Linked DNA regions of Mus musculus: region 1 is linked to region 2. A link is a loop called in an ENCODE intact Hi-C map of the cell type or tissue named here. Cell type or tissue: heart. All regions are shown on one strand.

Evidence for each region. Hi-C counts contacts between places; a loop is a spot of excess contacts. Peaks named below come from ENCODE experiments on the same cell type or tissue, not always from the same donor. Only the 100,000 strongest peaks of a DNase experiment are listed, where the experiment ranks them.
Region 1: a loop joins it to region 2, with 2.0 times the contacts of the local background. A loop is called at or near these places in 4 of 42 quality-filtered maps.

What each region holds. Positions count from the first base shown.
Region 1 is chr9:113,873,541-113,876,040 of GRCm38, reverse strand. All of the region lies in intron 23 of Clasp2 (CLIP associating protein 2), which reads right to left. Among named protein-coding and RNA genes, the nearest start is that of Gm39439, 56 kb to the left of the region's middle. In heart, no CTCF peak of the experiment used is centred here; no DNase peak of the experiment used is centred here.
Region 2 is chr9:113,741,308-113,743,807 of GRCm38, reverse strand. It overlaps Clasp2 (CLIP associating protein 2), which reads right to left and starts at 2,335. Exons shown (of 40, transcript NM_001114347.1): 1 at 1,933-2,335. The coding sequence starts at 2,127. In heart, a CTCF peak has its summit at 1,119; DNase peaks (open chromatin) are centred at 1,997 and 2,457; H3K4me3 peaks cover 1,759 bases; H3K27ac peaks cover 1,308 bases.

The sequences.
Region 1 (2,500 bases), 130 kb before region 2:
CAGTCAAAATTATTCACAAATGAGAAACAAATTTAAAGAAGAGCCACTGTTTACTTAGTAGAAGAGGGAGAAGATGGCTCTGCCAGTTCAGGCAGGGCTCTCCAAATGAAGTGAATCATAAAGTAACCCAGAACTCCCTCATCAGTAACAGTCAGGGGGAGATTTATGAAGTCACACCAGCAACTCACCACAAAGTTCTAATAATAATGTCTCCTTCAGGAAAACTGATTTTATTCTTTAGCTAAAACAGATTGTTCAATATCCATTAAGTAACTACTTTGTGCCCAATGTTCTCACACATATAGACAAACTAGACATAAATTCTCACCTGCCCACCGACTGTTTTGTATACAATTAAAACACTTCATCCACCATTTTGGTTTTTTTTAAACATACATACATATATATATATATATATATACATAACTGAGAACATAAAACAATTCTATATTCAAAAATGATACGAGTTGTACCCCCCAAAACCAAACAAACAAACAAAAAACCCAATGCCCATCTGCCAGTTAGAAAATGCTAAGGGGTTGCTAAAGGGAGGAAGGAGAGTTACTTGGGGGAAAAACATAAGTGATTTATTCTCTAATCAATTAAATTTACATAACACAAATGAGCTTTAAAATGAATCTTATGTGATGAAAACAGAAAAGGGCAGACTGAGATGAATGCAGAGACGATAGTGAAATGTACTCATCCTTCACCTGAGGCCCCACACACATCGGGGGCGTAGAGGGCACCAGTGGATCTGGAATGGTGTCTGGAGGCTGGAATAACAGGACCATACAAACCTCATCTATCACCACAGAGACAAGGAATAGTGGCAGCACTACTGTCAGGCAAGGAGAGGTAGTTAACAGTGGTGTCACTCTCATAGTTAATGAGCAGAGCATCGCCACACATGGCAATGGAACATCAAGTAGCATTGAGAGATCAACTCTGACACAAATACAAATCACACCTAAGTGGACGGAAATAGGCCATAGGAGACAGGAAAGGCAAGTTCAAATGGAGGGAAATGTCAAAAGTACAAGCATGAAAACAAAACAAAAACAAACACTTGCAGTAAAAAAAAAACCACTATGGTAACTAATAATAATCTTATCTCCTTTACTCTCAACACCCACTGAGAGCTATTTCAATTCAATTCTGTAAGTCTAGATTTTTGTGCCTTTCTATTCATATGTTGAAATACTGACTCTAAGTGTTAAAGGTAGGTGGTGCCTCTGAGAGGCAATCTAGTTATGAGAGCATTAAAGGCACTCCAGAGAGCTAAGGACTTCTTCTACGGAGGACAGCATGCAGGAGCCAGAAGGGTCCTCAGCAGACACTGGGCCTTCACAGTACTGAGGAGTAAGTCCTAGTTACTTAGGAGTACTGAGCTATTGCATGTTATAGCAGCCTGGACAGACTAAGACAGATGGAAACCTGGAGCACAGGTCAACATGTGTGGTGGAAGGACACTATTAACTGCTATAACTCTGTAACTGAATTAATTCTTTCAAGATCTGTTTCTACAAGTACACAGACAAATTTTACATTAGTCAAAAATCATTTTCTGCAGGGCGGTGGTGGCGCACACCTTTAATCCCAGCACTCGGGAGGCAGAGGCAGGCAGATTTCTGAGTTCAAGGCCAGCCTGGTCTACAGAGTGAGTTCCCGGACAGCCAGGGCTACACAGAGAAACCCTGTCTCGAAAAACCAAAACAAACAAACAAAAACAAAAACAAAAAATCATTTTATTCATTTATATTAAGGTACATCTTATTCATAATGGTCCAAAGAGCATTAGTTCTGCATCTGGGAATAAATAAACTGTTGAAAAATGGAAGCTATGAGCACTGAAAAGAGACTACTAGTACCCTAACAAAACCCATTAAAAATCCATAGTGGATGGTACTAAGTATTACTCTATAACCTAATCTCTGCCTACTTTACATTTCAGACCTCCCTTCAGACTGGCAGCACATAAAACTGACCCTTGTCTTATATCCAGAAATAAATTGCCACATAAATGCATTTTAATGTTTAATAAAATACATATCTTTCATTTTAATATCATCCTACTCATATGACTAATGAGAGCTGATGAATATTTTTAATAACAGGAATTACTTTTGTCTTTCCTACAGGATGGCTTGGCCTTCATAAACTCTGCATGTATATAATTTAGATTCAACTCTCATTATAGATAGATAGATAGATAGATAGATAGATAGATAGATAGATAGATAGATAGATAGATTTAAATAGCAACCATGTGACCTTATCAGGATGTAAGCAGCTACATGGTTTGCAACTCTCTTACTAAGATTAAAGAGTATATGCTATGTGACTTCACCATCTTAAGATGACCACATGGCATTAAGCAACACTTGTATAATCTTCTTAATTACAGTGAGCTGTCTATTTAGCACTGTACTCCCTTTAGAGTAAGGAAGCAGTAACAAGTCTTAAATATTCTGAATTACTATGGATTCTTATATGGTGC
Region 2 (2,500 bases):
ATTTCTGAAGGAGAAAACTGGGTGATGAGTGTCCTTGAGTAGAGAAGAAGGCGTGGCATCTAATGGCAGAACCAAGGAACTGACCTAAGGAAGACAGGTGACTCATTCATGTACCAGAAATAAAGACTAATGAGCAGCGCTACCAGAAAGTGTTTGACAAAGCTGTAAGGCCTGTGGCACTTCCAACTGCTTAAGTTGTCTCAGGCTAAGTATCTTGTAAGGAACATGGAAAGAATGTGTGAACATCAGATACTTCCTGGAAGGACTCTAGCCAGTTAGCTGGATGCTCAGAGATGTGACAACAGAGTTGACAACTGTGGTATCACTACTGCCACTTGTGGACAAACATCTGAGGGCTGCAAAGGCTCCAAGGCAATCCACTGTCAGTGTGGAGAACGAAGCCCAGCAGCTTCCTCTAGAGACAGTGAGCCAACATTACTAACGGGCTGACTTCCCACAATAGCCAGTGCTGCAACACAGCACAAAACAGCCATGCTGAGCACACATGTGCCTTGCTTACACAGTAAGGGGAGCTAGGTAATTTCTTCAAAAGAAATTAATACTCCCTGTATTTTAGTAAATATTAGCTTTCCCCAAGCCCCCTACCCCCCCCCCTTTTTTTGAGACAGGGCCTCATCATATAGTCCAATCTGGCCTTAAACATTATAGGGGAAATATTTTCTTCAGTGATGCAGTCACTAATAAGATGCCCATGTTCCTTTATTGAACCCTTCACCCATACTCCTTTAAATAACCTTAAGCTTACTGATTCATTTAATCAAAAAAAAAAAAGATACAAAGGTAGAGAGGAACTATATGGAAATAGCAAGAGTGGGAAATAGCGGTGAAAGTGAACAACGTACATTACACAGATGCATGCATGAAGATGCCAGTGAAACCCATTATGTACATTTGATAATATGTGCTAGGAAAACTTTATTTTAAATCTTGCTAAGTCTAACCTTCCAACAATTCCATAAAGATCTCATCATTAAAACTGCTTTTCTTGTCTCTATAGATAGAAGCTTTCAAAGTACAGCCTATTTGCTGGATACATCACTAAGAATCGTTCCATCCACGGGAGCTCCCGCCTGCATTTTAAAGCAATACTGCCACCAGAAGACTAAAAAGAAAAGTAACCACTAACAACTCCAACTAATTACAGAATATTCACTTTTCTCCATCGGTGGCTACATAACAACTCCCTGATGCTGACCGGACACCCATTCCTCCTCGTACCTTACCGCACTCCTCCCCATTCCCGCTTCGTTTGCAGCATCAACTAAACCATAGTGTTTCAAATCTAAGTTCGTCCCAACTGCGGGAAAACAAGAGAACTGATGAGTGGTCAACGGCTTTCTGCTGTCAATTAAGGGAAATGTGAATAAATGCCATGAGATGAGCAGTCCTTCCGTGCGAAGGACCTGAATACGCGCTAACGGTGCTTTTGGGTGATCTCAACCTTCACGTAAAGACTACGAAAGAAAAGAGGGAGAAAGGGAGAGGGGAGAGGAAAAGAGAGGAGGGAGACGGGGAGGGAACGACAGAGGAAAGAGAGGGAGGAAGAGAGAAGCAAAAAAGAAAAAAAAAGGAAGAGAGGCGGAGAGGGATGAAGAGAGGGTAGAGAGAAAAGAAACTGGAGATTAAGTATAACAGCAAGAGATGAACTTGACGGTCCAACTTCACGCCGTACTCAAACGCCCCATCTCAGCGCAGGCGTTGCCATCGGGCGTAGACAAACGTTACAAAGTCTTAAAGCCTTGGGCCGCAAGTTACCACTTTGTAAAGCGCCAAGCAACACAGCAACGTGTCACCGAACCGCCGCCTGGGGCCGTACCCCAAGCCCTGGGGGGCGATGCCAGCGCGTCCCCGGACCCCGGCGGCAGCGCGCCCGCCCGCCCCGGCCGCGCGCCCGTTCGCACCGCCGCTCACCCGGTAGTTGCTCGAGCCCACCCAGCGGGTGAGCGCGTCCACGGTCTTAGCCAGGCGGCTCGGATCGTCCTCCAGGTCCGGGATGGCTCCGGGCGTGCCGAGGCAGAGCAGCAGCTCCTCGCCCGCCTGCAGCCGGCCGCTCACGTCCTTCTGCAGCACTTGGGCGCAGAAGTACTCGGCGCCGCGGGGCTCCATGGCCGCGCCCGCCACCCCTCACACGCCCGTCGCCCCTTACACGCCAACTTTCCTCGCAGCACCGCCGAGGCGCGGCGGTGAAGCCTCCGGGACGCGCCGACACGCAGAGACGCCGCTGCCTGGGGTGCGGCGGCCGGCGGGGGACGGCCCCCCTAAACTAATCAAACTCGGCGCCCCCCGGTCCCAGCCCCGCTTCAGAGGCTGCGGCTGCCGGCGACGTCAGCGCGCGCGTGACGTCAGAGCGACGCGCCCGGCCTCCAGCCCGGCCTCCCGGCGCGCCCGAGCCCCTGTGGGCTGCGGCCTGTGGCGCTACTGATGGCCCGAGCCTTGGGCTGTCGGGGCCGTGTGGGTCGCCTCGCGTGGGCGACCCTGG